Linked DNA regions of Mus musculus: all the other regions are linked to region 1. Evidence: chromatin loops called from intact Hi-C (ENCODE). Cell type or tissue: heart. All regions are shown on one strand. Each heading gives the region's core, and the rest is flanking DNA. Links, peaks and the distances in the headings are about the cores only.

Region 1 (5,383 bases), core at 225-5,224:
GATGTTCACATTTCCCATGCCTTGGGGAGGAGATCATAGATGGCTTTCTTAGGACTGAGAAGGCATGCTTCACTTATTATCAAATTCATGAGCAGCCATGAGTCTCTGCATTCACAGTCATTCACTAGCAAGCAGATCATCTGATCAAGACTTAGAGTAGCACTTGTCTATAAAAATGTTTTCTGGAAGGCCGTTTGACTGTATATTAGTTTAGCTAAGATACTCCCAAAACTATGACCTCACCACCCACAAGTTTTGTTAAAACAGATTTATACTTCCCAGCACAAATTTCCTCTTGTGGAGTCGGCCTTGAGTATAAGCACAGGACACTTGGTCACTCCCACAGCGCTGGTACCATCACTGCATGAACATATCTCAGTTTTTTGGGATGAATTCTTAAGCAGAGCCCAGAACTCCTCAAAGGGCTAGACACACTAGCTGTGCAGGAAGCTCCAGGAATCCACTGATTTCTGTCCCAACCTGCAACCTATCGCTGTAGATTATTAACAAGTTCCACTGTTCTACGTGTTTATTAAGGATCTGAATTGAAGTTCTCAGGTTTTGAGTGGCAGGCACTTTTACCAGTCACATCATCTCCGTACTCTTTTTCATTTATTAAACAGATTACTATAGATTTTGGCCAGATGCTTAACAAAAGTTTATTCTGTCTACACCTGCAGTTTCCTTATGGTATGACTTAATATCTTAGTCATGCTACCCTGTAAATAACTTTCTCATGGAATAATGCACAGTATAAAGTTGTAACACAGTTGAATCCGCCAGTACAAACTATTATTTTTTTTTTAAATATATACTTTTAAAATTTTTTTTTACTCTGGGTGCTGTATAGGTGATTCAGTTCTTGCTTAGCATGTATGAAACACAGAGTCCTCGGAACAACAGCAGGGACAGGAGCTAAAGAACTAAAACAAACGGAACTCCTACTTTAGAATACTGGCAATGGAGCATCTCCACAAGGATACTTGGGAAATTCCTTACTGTGACTCTTCTTTGGGTCTTAAAGTTGAATGCCTACAGACCCCTCCACTTTTTAAAGTTACTGCATCATTTTACCACCTAAAACCAAATAACAATAAAACATTTCCACATTTTAGTTTACTTTATTCAAACAAGATATGCTGTGAATTTTCTGAGAATGAAAGCAAAAATATAAATTAATACTTAAACTTTAAGTCTCATAGGCTGAGGAACATGCTCATGAACCAATATGGATTTATAAATATATATCCTTGCATGCAACTAGCTGATTAACAAAGAAGAAATTTACTAGCCAAAATAGTCTATCATTTAAGACAGATATAGGTACCTTAATTTTCTTTGCCAACTTATTTAATTTTGGTATAGGACCTGTTTACTTTAGCCCACATTCATCTAAGTTCCTTTCACTGGCTTACATAAGCTATTTTTAGCCAACCTTTTGACATTAAGACATAGGGAATTTAAAACAACAACTGGGTTCTTCAGACAGATGTGAGTTTGTCTTGACAGTTCACTAAGAAGCCAAACTTCACCAGACAGTCCAACTCTCAACCTGACAAATTCTGGTATTTCAAATACAAAAAGTCCAACGTTTAAACATTTCCTTTGTTAAAAAACAAAAACAAAACCAAAAACGATTGAGCATATTTAGGTCTTAGAGACACCACACACCCCAGCAGCTCACTCTCTTCCTTCACTTCATAATTTTAAAATGGGAAAACAAAACATAAGTGAATTTTAGCTATGATGGCTCAGGAAGAGTTGGAAGGACTACCAAACAGCACTCATTAAATAGCCCATTGTTCTTTTCATCTTAATATATTCAGTGAGGACAGTCAGCAGAGCCTGGTGAGAAACTGCACAAACAAAGCTTGTGCTTACTAAACAATGATGGGTATCTAAGGTCAGGTACCCTGAAATATTCAGTTAATGGCTCCACTCTTCATCCACATTTAACTATGAGTTGGGAGGTTGTCTCTGGGAAGAACAGGGAGTCGAGTACTGCAAGGGCAGGTTTCCTACGTAAACGTTATATTTTACTTGTCCTTGAGCAGTATGACCAACGGAGCCAGTAAAGGTTGGCATTGCCTGCTTAAGTATGTCCCGGTAGACTCTCCTGGCTATCCAAGGCTGCTCTCTGTGAACCATGTTCTCATAATGTAGGGATTCTTCTGCTTCTAAGTGATTTTGCTGCTTACATCCAGGAAAGGAAGTCTGCCAGGAATTCAAAACGTTAAAAAGCAAGAAAACTGCCCCTTCGTGTAGAGGAGTATTCCCAAAACTTGCGGGGATGGAAGAAACTCTGGAGGGGATTTTGAGCCTCTGTTAGGCTTCTCTGGGTGTCCTCTATTCTCCCAGAGTTACGTCTTCCTTCCCCAAAAGTGAAAGCTCTATTATTGAGAAGCCAGATGGTCATTTAATGACAGGAAACACCCCGCATCTCAAACCACTTCTGTCCTCCAAACATATTTTTGTGAAAGGCCTTTTGAGCTTTTAGGAAACCACGTGGAATGTGTCAACACAATTCTGCTGTATACTTCTGAGACCTAGCTAGGTTCCATATTGCTCTTCTTTTCCTCCCCAATATCCACTTTCCCCACTACGTGTATGGAAAAGTTATATGCTGTGTATTTTTAAAACTTGGAGAGGTGAAGGATCTAAGGATCCTTAGTTATTTCCTGCTGAGTAGTGTTCCTTTCCTGGCTTTAAACAAAACCCGGATGTTAAGTTGGACACACACACACACACACACACACACACACACACAGAGAGAGAGAGAGAGAGAGAGAGAGAGAGAGAGAGAGAGAGAGAGAGAGAGAGAGAGAGAGAGAGAGAACAAAAGTAAAACTTCTGTCTCCAGCCCAGCAGCTCCCCCGGGCGTGGCAAGAGTCCTGTGGCAGTCCAGCCCAGAGCTGCGACCTGGTCCTGTTCCTGCAGGGTCTGCAGCCTGCCCAGAGCAGCCAGGAGGATGTCCCATATTTAGGCAGACTGCCTGGCTACAGGGCTGCTGCGGCCTGGAGAAGCCGCCCTGAAGTTGGTTGGAGTCTGGGAAAGGCCATCGGGAGCAGGCTTGGGCAGGAAGCCGAGCCCCCGGGGAGCTGGGAGCTGCGGTTCCCGAGCCAGTCACGTCCTGCGCGCGGGGGGCGGTAGCCTGGGCCCGCGGGTATTTGGGGAAGCGTCCCAGTTCTAGGCGCTTCCAGTGGCTCCCTTGCACAAGTGACTTCTGGGCCCAGTTCTGGGGCAAAGATGCCTGCCCTTCACATCGAGGATCTGCCGGAAAAGGAAAAACTGAAGATGGAGGTTGAGCAACTTCGCAAAGAAGTCAAGTTGCAGAGACAACAGGTAAGGTGGCTGGCTATTTCAGAATTCACTCTCAGAAATGCGCCAAGGTCAGGATTACTGGATTAAACGATGAGGGGTAGGGGTGGGTGTCTTTTTCTGGGAGCTTCTCTTTAAGGGGGCTCCACCTTCTAGATGATGTGGGGGAATCGCAAAAGGTGAGAAGAGCCAGGAACTAATAAGGAATCTAAAGCCAAATGTTATCAAGACAGAGTCCCAAACAGGGGAGACAACCAATCCCTTAAAGGGCAGCTGGCTTCCATTCTGGAAAGGACGGTGTATGATAGAATGTTTCTAAAACCACATTGAAAATCTCCCAACAATTTTAGCTTTAATTTTGCAAAGATCCTGACTCCATTGGGACTTGAGAGCACTGCCTGAGTTTCTGTTATTTGCAAATTGTATGCAATTTCCATTTTGTCTTGGAAGTGTGTTAAATGATTAATAGACTTTACTGTATTGACTTATAGACACATAATTACATTTATACTGTATGGGATATGGCTGCAAAGTAAAATAAATAAATAAATAAATAAATAAATAAATAAATAAATAAATGCAGGGTGTGGTGGTGCATGCCTGTAATTTTCAATCACTTAGGAGGTGGAGGCAGGAGGGTTAGGAGTTCCAGGCCACCCTGGCCAGTCAATGAAAAAATACCCAGGAGTGTTCACTGAAACTCCATGGAAAACTTGGAATTTTTACTTCAATTCTTTGTTGATAGTAAGCGCCTTGATTACATTAATCTTCTTTTCCCACTCTGTCAAGCAACCAGTCGTTTAGAAAAAAAAAAAACTTTTGGATAGCTTGTTCAATTTGAAGAAAAGTAATTTTTTCCCCAGAGCAAGAAAAATTTGGACTGATATTATTATGACTTGTACTTTTTTACAGCCCAGTCATTTCCCTCTCCCAGTTGGTCCGCCCTCCCACAGAGTTCCACATCCCATCCTATCCCCCTATCTCTCCCACCTTCCCTCCCCAACGAAACCTCCCCACTCCCTGGGGTCTCAAGTCTCTTGCAGGTTAGGCACATCTTCTCTCACTGAGGCCAGATCAAGCAGTTCTCTGCTGTATATGAGTGGGGCAGGGATGGGGGGCTCATACCAGCTACTGTATGCTGCCTGGCTGGTGGCTCAGTGTCTGAAATCTCAGGGATCCCCACTAGTTGAGACTGCTGGGCTTCATATGGGGTTGCAGTCCTCCTCAGCTTCTTCCAGCCTTTCCCTATGGAGTGATGTTATTTTTAAGAGTTTGGGATTACTAGGGCTCAAACTCTGGGCACTGTGTATGTGGTCACACCTGAGCCACACCTCAGGCTCTTTGACATTAGCCTTCTGTTTCAATTATTTGAAAGAATGAAGAAATAGAAATGAAGCAAATTATATAAACAGGCTCCAAACACATTCATGATAAAGCTTAATACTCCTGAATTGTTTTTGGGAGGTGCTGGAAGTTTTTGAGTTTTACATTTTTATGAAATTTCCACTCTGATTTAGCCCGTTGCTTCATACAAATTCACACTCTTCCTCGATTTTGCAGTGGGATATTCTATTTTTCCTGTAACTTTAAGAAATCATGTGATTAGAGGAATAAGACAGCTGAGAGAACTAAGGGATAACATTATTTCTTGGAGGGGGCTGTTTTGACTGATGACAAACCCCAGAGTTTGGCCAGTCTCAGCCAGAGGGATTGCACATTAAACAGCATGGTGTATGGTGTGTGCTGAAATAATACTTAGCCTTTGCAAAGCTGGAAAGTCAGAGTATTTAGCATCATTGTGTAGAATTTACAGGGTATAGGAAAGGACAAGTTGCAAAGTCGACATCAGGCAGCATCCTGGGTGTGCCGATGTACAAGTCAAACATCCTTATTTACAGTTTCCAGGTCAGCCACCACAGCCCTGGGGTACACCCTACAGCACAGGTTTCCTAGAACATTCTTGGTGTTTGCTAGGACAAGAGAAAGATTTAGAGTGATTCTTCCAGGACACAAAGTGGATGGTGGATCTCCTTTCCATTCCCAAACTTTTTATTGTAGCTATGAC
Region 2 (5,383 bases), core at 221-5,220, 68 kb before region 1:
ATATATAGCAGTTGATAAAAGACAGAACATAACAAAACAAAAAATAAAGCCACTTGCATTTATTAAACAAGCAAACATTTGGGAAAGTAACAAACAAAAACTAAAACACCAATCTTAGCTCCTAATATGGAAGTAATTATACTACGGCAGTTTAGAACTCACCAAATAGCCAGGTATAGGGGTGCACACTTTTAATCCCAGTGCTCAGGAGGCAAAGGCAGGTGGTTTGAGGCCAGCCTGGTTTACAAATCGAGCTCTGAGACAACCAGAGTCATACAGGAAACCCTGTCTTGAAAATGTAAGAAACAGACAACAACAATGACAAAAATACAAACAAACAAAATAAATAACAACAGACTCAGCAAATACACTCCTGATTGTCTTCCTAGGGAAATGGAGATTTAATCCTATACACACTTTAAATCTTGTGCTGAAATGTCTGCCATTTTATTTATAATGGCCAAATTTGAAAACATGTTGGAAAATGTCTGTTTTTCTTTGAAAACATTCTACTTAGAATGCAGTCTGTATAGGTGAAGAATCCTTCAAAACCTCTTTCAAACTTCTCTCGTTACCTTTGCTTCAGGATAGGAGCGCCTCATATACTTACTGTGTCCCCTGTATCTGCAGGGCATACATTACAACACAGCCAGTGGCTGCCCAGAACCCTAGTTCACCAAGCCTGTTTTAACATTAGACCTAGGATAAAGTATAATCTGTACATAAGGCACCATGAGAGATGCAGAACAACTACTAAAAGCACAACTATAAAAGTATAAGAAAAGTTACATCGATATAACCTCTGTTGAAAGAATCAGTACAAACAATAGTTTTGGATTCTGATTGAGTGTGGGTAACTGAAACAGTGGAAGTAGTAACACAGAGGAGAGAGTGGAGAGATGGCCACAGTGTACTGTCCTCTCAAATGCTAGCAAAGGTTACCTGCCATTTCTTCCCTTTTTTGTGAGACAGGATCTTGCCGGGTTGTCTGGGCTGGCTTTGGCTGAGATTGTCCTGTCTTAGCTTGTGAAGTGTTGAGGTTACAGGTGTGTTCTAGCACAGCCAGCTTGCCACCCCTTCTTCTTGTGTTATTTTCCTTGTTGATCAGGCAGGACTGCTTTGTGAAGCTGCCCCAAGGTGGCAAAGGGCAGCGTTCCTATCAGAAGATGCCCGTTTCAGTATCCCTGCCTGTCTGGTGTGCACACTCATAGACTTTAAGCTTGCCTTGATTTTTTTTCTTACGTTTTTTTTTCTGTAAAATTATGAAACTTCATGAACCTGTCTTCATGTTAGAACATGGACTTTGAGGTACCTAAATAGGTGTTTCCAAGGGTGGTCGCTTAAATGGCTCCAGAATACATTTTCTCTTATTCCTTTCAAGATGAGAGCTGCAGTTTTTACACACTGACAAAAGTTATAGACCGGCAAATGTTTGGCCCCTTGAAAATTCTAAGACTCATGTAGTAATGAAAAGTCATTACTCAATTCATTCATCTTTAAACAGTCATGTTATGGGTATTTTCATTCCTTACCAAGTCCTGTATCTTTTTCCCTTAATCACTTATTTTTCAATGTTCCTGTAGTTCAGCTGGGCAAATAAAAGTAATAATAACAACAACAACAACAACAACAACAACAGTTCTTTTATCTAAGTTGAATCCAGCTAATGTAAATCAAACCCAAGAGTGATATACTAATTCATGTACATTATTTTAAGTTTATGTCTTAAAATAACTTTATCCATATCTACTTAATTCCAAAGATAAGTTTGTAAGCCTATTTTAGGGATCTATTCATAAACTCCTTAGTTTAGCAAAGTTTACCCACAGCGTCAAATAGTAGAGGTTTAACTATTAGACATTCAGATTTCAATAAATAATAATAGCTATACTTTAAAAACATTTAACATCAAGTAAAATTTCCTTTGAAAGACTCTGTGATAAGGAGTCAGAGAGGATCCTTTGAGAGGAACGATATCTGAGCTTTTGGCTTGACAGAAGTTAATCTTTTAAATTAATCCGTTCTAAAAGGTTTTTATCTATTAGTGATGAGTTCCACCACAGAGGTGGGCAAGGAGTGGCTTTTCCTAAGTGCCAGAAATAACCCAAGATAAGCTAATTAGCCTCTGGATCAGCAACATTCCAATCTCCGCAAAGGACTGCAGTTCTAATCAATCCGCCAGGCTCTGCAGAGCCAGCTTCCTTCCATGAATGCTTTTTATTTATGGAATACTCATTCATATCTTTTAGCTCAAATATTTCCTCCAAAATAGTCTGTTGTCCCTTATAATTTGCTATATTGTGGTGTAGAAGAAGATGAAGAAGTTAATAGTCTGAACATAGAATAAAGGGTAGCTTGTCAACATTTAACACAGGGCACAGCTGTAGTTTGTTCTCTTGCCTTCCTTCACTGGTCTTTCCTGTTTTCCCGGATCCTCAGCCCTTCTTCCAGAGGACTCTCACCCACTGCTAAGGATCATGACACGGTCACAGCTTACAGTACATATGGAAAGAAACCCAGATCTGAGGAAAGAGAACACATTTGACTTAGAGTGTTGATTGAGTTTGTCCCTTCATTTAACTGTGTTCAGTGTTAGGGTCAGAACATGACCCTGGCTGACCTAACAAGCTAAGCATAGCTAACTCTCCTCAAGAGTTAACTAAAGACACAAAGTAGTAATAAAAAGTAAAAGAAGATTTATTCAGTACGGCTATATAGGGAAGAGGAACACAGAACTTCACTGATTCTTTCCACATGTAGCATCAGGGCCTTGATATGAGGTATAGTTTTAAGGATATGGCAAAAAAATATTCATAACGCATAGTGAGATTCTGTCCATCACTCATCATTGTCTAGGTTTCTCTTATTAAGTGGTCTGAAAAGTTGTAGATGTGTGAAATCTCCTTCCTTAGACAAATTTCTCCTCCAGCCGGTACTTATCAGGCTTCAGATTCTTCATACTCCCAGAATGAAATTCCTGGGAAAATTCCAGTGCCCTGGGCCCATTGTCTGACAGCCAAAGGGAAGGTCACAAGGTCTCTAGTGTCTTCAATCCTGGTAGGACAATTAAAACTGCAGACATTTGATAGATGGAGAACATTTTCCTTCTAGGTTTAAATGAGAATCCACAATGCTAGTTATCTTATTGATGAAAAACAACAAAACAACTAAAAGCAGAGGCTTAAAAACATATTTTATACATATTTACTTTGTTTCTGTGTTTTGTCCTCATAGATGTTTATGCACAATGTGCACACCTGGTGCCCTCACAACTCAGAGAAGGCAAATCAGATGCCCTGGAACTGGGTTACAGATGTGTGAGCACCATGTGAGTGCAGGCATCCAAACTTAGGTTCTTTTTAAGAGCAGCAAGTATTCTTAGCCAGCCTTTTGTTATTGAAAAGTTAAGTAAATGTCTGACATTTGATTTTGACTCACTTATAGAAGACAGCTGACTAGCATCAAAGTATAAGCATGAGCAACAGCCAGAAAATGGGTTTATAGTCCATGTTTACTAACACCATTACAAGAGCTTTTAAATGAACCCTGCAAGCCCAAAGCTGTTCTGAATTTCTTAATGGTTACTGTAGATTGTAGTCATAAGATGATGATTTTCATATTGTACTCATCAGGACAAGGCAGGCTGGACTTCAAGTTCAAGTAGGGATGATTTCCATCTTGACCATGAATGGTAAACAGCTAGGCATGTGCAGTTGTTGACAACTTGAATGTTGAAAGGAAAGTACTGCAGGGGGGAGAGGAACGACAGAGGCAATGCTGAGAATGTCAAGTTTGTTACACATCCACAGACAGGAGGCTTCTGACCTCAGTAATGTTGACTGAGCACAAGGGGCAATGAGAACATTCTATTAAGTTTTTCCATCAATCATTTATTAATTCTCTTTTATTTCTTGCCTAATTATTGACTTTATTCGGTGTTAGCAAATGTCATTTTTACAGTTCTGTAATTATGCTTATCCATAATTCATACGTATCAACAGAATTCTATAATGAGTATTTTTCATCAACCAAGTCTAATTGGCTACATTGTTTACATAGAAAAGTCAAGGAGTATAAATTTATGTGACTCTCTTTTTTTCACTTTTTAAGTATTTTTGTAATTGGTTGAAGAATTTAACCCATGAATATCACTGATTTACGTTACTTCTATACCCGTCCTTCTCTCCATTCCAACTCCTTTCTATCTCTCTACTCCAGCTCATATTCATGACCTTTTCCTTCATAGTAATTATTGTCACACACACAGATACACACACGCACGCACGCACGCACACCATGTACAACTGTTAATCACACAGAGAGCAAAGAGAAAGACCAGAGACCCAGATCATGTCCAAATCAATTACAACAAGCAATTAATTAAAGCCAACTTCTTATAATTGTGTACATGGTCTGCCTCTACCTAAAGATAGGCTTTAAGAGATCAGCAACGGGGATCCAAATGCCGACTTGACAAATAGGTAGGGTTACCAAAACAGAACACGAGCACACCAAGTTGGTCATAACTCCCTGAAACAAAGACATGGTTGCAAGGTGGTCATAACAGGGTATTCATAGCAACAGATGGTCACAGCAACCTCTTAATCCAAAGCAGAGTTGTGAGGTGGTCACAACAATGTGGCCATTATAGCCTTTTGAAACAAAGGCATGCTTGCTATTGCCTGAAACAGGCAGTACAGAAACATTTGTAGTTAAGGTTACAGATGGGGCATAACCCAGTCCTTGAAGAACATATTTAATCATAAATAGAAATGAATATAGTGTGTCTTTACTATAAGATGGCTTTCAAGCATAAGGTGAAGGCAGGCTAATTCTTCACAACCTACTAAATCCATTTAATGTTGCTTGTAGGTACGCGTGTTTAGGGCTAACGACTGGCACTAAATAACCTATCAGGGGTCTCCATTCTGAGGAAAGCTGATCCTTGCTCTGCATCCATTAAGTGTCTATAGCTTGTTATCTAAGGTTGGTGCCTTGTAAAACTTGACACATCTACATTGGATGTCAACTGGTATGCTCATTATGCAGATTTTATTTAAAGATAAATAATGTTTTATCTTATATAATTAGGGTAATTTAATTTTGTGTTTTACATTTTTATTTATTTAACATTTTACCTATTTTTATTACATTGATTTAATATTTTAAAATGCAAAGCATGTGGTATAAAATTTTATTGAACATAATACACAAATTAGTTTCTTTGACTTTTTTTTTACACACCATTAATCAGCTTGATTTAAAAGAGGTTTCAAGAGAATTGGTGAAGGAACTGCTGAAACCAAGGTCACATCATGGGAAGCTCTTCAAAAGTGAAATAACTTTATTTAATGAGAAAAGAGGAGAGTGAGTCAAGAGTAAG
Region 3 (5,383 bases), core at 221-5,220, 92 kb before region 1:
TCGTGTACTTTTGAGGCAGAGGCAGTCAGATGATGAAGCTCCATGCCAGAGATTCCATTTCAAAATCGAATTAATTAAAGATCATATAAAAGTATAGAAAATCAGAACAAAAGACCAGGGAGTACTTGGCTCAATTTCATGATTTTAAAAATGCCTTTTAACTTTTCTTTCAACACCCATATGTGATGATTGGACGCCTTTCTCCAGAACTGGCCTATTATGTCTTAGGCCATGTCATAGCCGTCATCTCAGGGTCAGCTACAATAACTCTGCAACAAAATAATCTGGTGTGGAAGCCCGAGGGATACTTAGGGGCAGTGTCATGGGCACTTCAGAAGGCCTGGTGCAATGGCTGCAAGATTAACCTAGGAGGGAAAACAGCTTTCAAACAATCAACACCAACCTCTGCTGACATTAGAACCCAACATCTTCTACAGTGAAGTCCCAAACCTTTTCTATGCTCCAGTGCTTCCTCCCTCAGAAGTGTAACTTTTTCTAATAATCTGCCCTTGCTTATGCTAATGTCCGTGTATCTGTTTCCAGTCCCTTGTTCTGGAACATAGTGGTCTAGAACCCTTTATAGTTATCCACTGGATCCAGTAGCCACTCATATTAAAACTACTGTGTAATAACTTTCCTTACAAGTATTTAGGCAACAGTAATACAAATACAGTGTATATAAGTGTGTATATTTTCAGTTACTTGGATTCAGTTTGAAAGTCATAAATACATAAATAAAACAGGAATTATTTTCTCTTAGCAGCAATGCCTCTGTCATGAAAATTTTATTATTGGTCAGCTTCACTAAAATGTGTGTTTTAGCTTCTTTTGGGGATATTTTCTTCAACTACATTTCTCTCCCCCCCCCCAACTACATTTCTATGCTATCTAAATTTTTATTTCTTTTCTTCCACATTATCATCTTTTATCACAAAACTTATAATTCAGCTATCTTTTAGGGACTGTGAAAGGCTTTGACATCTAGGTGACTGTATAAAGACACTTTAGGGACCAGATCCCCTGAATAAAGCGTTGTGGTAGCATCTTGCTCTGGTTTGAATGCAATTAAACTGTCAAAGCTGGGAACTATTTGCAAGATTATGTCTGAGGAATTCTAAAACAATATTGGTTATTGTAGATTTAAGCATTGTCAAGTTGGAATTTCTTTGGAATTCTATCTCAAGAAATCTACAATCAACTACTTTATGTGTTTTTCTGTCAAATCAGTTTTCAAATCCATTCAGGATGAAGACACTTGAATACACCAACAACCACATATAATTCAAGTGAAATGCAATACATGGTATAGAATTTACCTAGGATATTTAATCTAATATTAAAAACTTCTAATAAGTAAAATACTGTATAGCCCTCAGTTTATAAAGGTGTGTGTGTGTGCACACACATGCATGCAGATGTGCACAAAGTACATTTCAACAGTCATAAAGATAGTATACTTGGAGTTCAATCCATAAAAAAATCATTTAAATCCCACACGTCCATTTCATATACTTCTGTATATCTTTCCAAATAAAGCCAAAGGGGTTTTTTAAATATTATTTGTAGACTGTACCTACATTATATTATGTTTTACTTTGAATTCGGGTATAATGCAAATCTATTGCTGAAGAAAACTGCAGTGATTTTGAGTGTGGCAGAGATTTTCTTTCATACCTCTGGTGTGAGAAAACTCAAGAGTTAGTGTGCTAGATGTTGACACAAAACTCCCACAATGTTTATGGTCTATGAGTTCATGCCCATGAAATTTGGGGATCAAAGAGAGTTATGTTTTTCTTATAATTATTTTATTTTGTTTTTTAAAGAGTTTTAATTTTTATGTGTATGTGTGTGCATATGTGCAATGGAGTTGAGTACCCTTGGAAGACATTCCTAGGGTGAATAGGAAGTATCTGTAAAAGGAGAAATAAGGAGAAAGTGGACCTCCACTCTGGTCTGAGAACTGAAGACATTTGAGCTATGTTCCTTCTCAGTACCTGTGACCTTTGGCAAGGATGCAATTACGAATGTGGAACATCTCTAGTTTTGAACCAAGGAAAAGCCATTTGTTCTTGGGATTCTCTGCCTTAAGACTGTCTGGCTAGTTTTTATTTCCTGTTCTCACCATCAGTTTACCTACTTAAATAAATATCTGAAATCTTTCAAATCACACCTAGAAGTTAAATTAAAATAGAGGTTAGGGCAAGTAATAAGCAGAAAAGGATCAGGGACAAAGTTAGCAATAGAACAGAGTGCAGCAGGGTTCCATTCCAGAGATGATCCCAATGAAGAGGAAACAAAGAAGACAGTCCAAGGTCAATCAGACAACTTGGCTTCCAGACAATGATTGGTCCGTTAAGTATGGGAAGTATGTACTCCAGGCACACCATTCTTGGGAAATGTGCTTCTGGGAAGAGAACACCTTGGAAAGAGAGGCCTTCTTTGGAGGCACGCTGACAAGAGGTGAAAATGCAACTATGGACAGAAAGGTTCCAAGAAAAAAAGTATCCTCAAAGATGCCTTATGAGAGGAAGAAAAGAGAGGAAAGCACAACGCTCACTAGAGGTCTTGTACTTTGTTGTAGAAACAGAAGAGGGAGCCAGTGAAGTAAACATTTAGTAAATATTAGGAGGCAATGTTGTAAACGCTACAACTCTTTACAAGCCTCCTCCGCTTAGAATCATCTGTTGTCATTCGTACAGTTCATCCCACAGACAATGTCATGAGTGGATTAAGAAAGAACAATTCTCAGAATGCAGTTAAAGGGTCTTTGAAGAACATGGGAAACAGTGGAGGAGAAAACACAAGTCACAAACTCATATTCTAAGAATGAACTCTTCTGAAACCTCACTCTTCCCATGAATTGTTCATAGTTGGATAAGAAGCACCTCCGTGTCTTTAGGACTCTAAGACCTGGTTTAAGACTTAAAACTCTCTACTCTTAAGTTGTTGGCTGTGGAGTTTGAGCCAGCCTAGAAGAAATGCCAACAATCTTCAGAGAACTGTAACAGAATTTAGTATATATGTAGTAACATTCCCCATGTATGAGGTACAATTCGAGCTGATTTGACATATAGGGAATTATATTTCAGGTTATGATTGATGCATTAAGTCAAAGGCAACATAGATTTTGCAATATTTTTTAAGGACTAAAAACCTATTGTAATATGCTCAAAAGGATTTTTATGAGAACTTTATGACTGAGAATGTAAAATATTTTACCAAAAGTAGAAAGTATAAGAAGCAGAAAGAGGCATTTTATAAATATAATATGCACATTTTTGTGCTCTAAATAGTTATAAGAAAAATATTTTTAAAATGAAAATAATAAAATGATGGAATTGAGTACAATTCAAAGAAATTAATAAAAGAAAAGGTAGAGGGGGGAGAAGTATCTAAAAGTTATCAGGGACATTTGTAGAAAAATGCAGTTAGTCCTTGTAGAGCTGAGATAATAGAACAAAAATAATTGAAGATATAATGGTGGAAAATCTTTGAGTTTGATGAAAGGCATAAATTTACAAATATAAAAATACAAAGCAGTAAGTAGGAATAGAGATATAGATATGACCATTCCTAAAGACATGGCAAACAATTTGCTAAACAGAAATAAAGAAGAAAACATTCTGTAGAGAAATTTATTTGAATGACTATATATTTCTCATAAACATAATTAGAGCTAGAAAACAGTGGATCAATATCCTTAAAGTGCTGAAAAAGAAATAAAACTGACCCTAAATTTCCAAACCTCAGTAACCAATATGGATTAGACTTTCCTAGATAAAATATGACAAAAAGAGGTTTTATCTAGTAACCCTTCACAGACATGAGAGTATTTTTTAAGTATAAAAGGAAACTATACCAGATTAAACAAAAAAAGAAACAAACAAATCTCCATGAAAAGAATTTACACTAGAAATAGCAGTTTATTCATTCTAAAAGAATGTGTTTTTTCTTAATTTGCTAGTAAATGTACGTATTAAATTATATTCTCTGAAAAATGTGATTAAATTATATATTAATAGCAATATATAACTTGAATAATCGGAAAATATTTAAACATTAACACATTTTAATAACCTATGAGTTTTATCTAGAAATATTAGAAAGTATTTTTATTTTAACAATAGTAGGACTGCAACTTATCACAATCTGTGATATGCACCTAGAAAGCCAAAAATACCTGTCAATCATGTCTTTAAATCCTAATAAATAAAACTGTCGAATTTTATGCACTACTTGTATCTCTCATGAAGAGAAGAACAGCATCTGACTCAAAGATTTCATACCAATGGGTTTTGTCTCTATTTCTGTTGTCAGGATATGCAATCAAATTAGTAACATTTATAAAACATTTTTTATTAAAAGCTTTGAAATGCTCAAGGGCATACTTTTACTTTTTCCACATTTGCAGTGTGCTTAGAAAACAGCTAGGAATGAAATATAAAGATAAACATGGTTCTGGGACTGAAAGACTATGGAAGTCAGTTGGGAAACAGATAAGAAAGTCAGCAGTATGCCTGAAAATTGAGCCAGGGTGTTAATGTTCTTTCATTTTTTTCTCCCATTTTTCTTTTCTTCTCTTTCCAGTAGAGATACTAGAGATGAAAAACCAAACCAACAACAACAACAACAACAAACATGAGGAAGTCCTCACTAATAATAAAGGCAAAGTAAAAGAAAGAATAATCGGTGTTGAAGCAAACTGAGGAAACGTTCTGTAACTTCTAATAACTCTTGAACTTGATCAGAAAACAAAGTTTGGAGACTAAACAATAGATAATAAATAAATAAATAAATAAATAAATAAATAAATAAATAAATATAAATAAATAGCAGGTCACTGAAAATTTGAGGAGATAATGTAAAAATTCCATGATCCAACAAAAGTCTAAACAGTATATCAGAATCTGAGTCATAGAGCAAAGCTAGTTTTAAAAACTAAAAGTAGAATTGTCATAGAGTCTGCTATACCACTCCTGAGCATGTGTCCAGTGCTTCCTACAGAGATAATTGCACATCTATGTTTATTGATGATCCATTGACAATATCCAGTGAATGGAATTAATACACCAGTTTATTGATGAATGGGTAATGAAAATCTGGTATATGCACACAGTGGAATATTACTCAACTGTTAGGAGGAATGAAATCACGGAATTTGCAGGTAAATGAATGACACTGGAAAAGGATATATAGTGAAGTCACTTAGGTCCCAAAAATAAATGTCACATGCTGTTACATTACACACACACACACACACACAAACACACACACACACACACACCACACACACACAGGGCATATATTTGAGAGAGAGTTGAAACTGGTGTGGAGGGAGAGGTTGGACTTGCACAGAGAAGATATGGGAGGGTTTGGAAGGACG

What was found. A loop is a pair of places that touch in the nucleus more often than their neighbours do. Peaks named below come from ENCODE experiments on the same cell type or tissue, not always from the same donor. Only the 100,000 strongest peaks of a DNase experiment are listed, where the experiment ranks them.
Region 2: a loop joins it to region 1, with 4 times the contacts of the local background. A loop is called at or near these places in 3 of 42 quality-filtered maps.
Region 3: it touches region 1 in a loop (2.1-fold over the local background); 5 of 42 quality-filtered maps call a loop at or near these places.

Annotation. Positions count from the first base shown.
Region 1 is chr6:4,001,070-4,006,452 of GRCm38, forward strand. It overlaps Gng11 (guanine nucleotide binding protein (G protein), gamma 11), which reads left to right and starts at 2,918. Exons shown (of 2, transcript NM_025331.2): 1 at 2,918-3,342. The coding sequence starts at 3,247. In heart, for the core only: no CTCF peak of the experiment used is centred there; a DNase peak (open chromatin) is centred at 3,052; H3K4me3 peaks cover 2,267 bases; H3K27ac peaks cover 2,345 bases.
Region 2 is chr6:3,932,810-3,938,192 of GRCm38, forward strand. No RefSeq gene overlaps it. Among named protein-coding and RNA genes, the nearest start is that of Tfpi2, 53 kb to the right of the region's middle. In heart, for the core only: no CTCF peak of the experiment used is centred there; no DNase peak of the experiment used is centred there; H3K27ac peaks cover 621 bases.
Region 3 is chr6:3,908,891-3,914,273 of GRCm38, forward strand. No RefSeq gene overlaps it. Among named protein-coding and RNA genes, the nearest start is that of Tfpi2, 77 kb to the right of the region's middle. In heart, for the core only: a CTCF peak has its summit at 2,581 (motif pointing right); no DNase peak of the experiment used is centred there.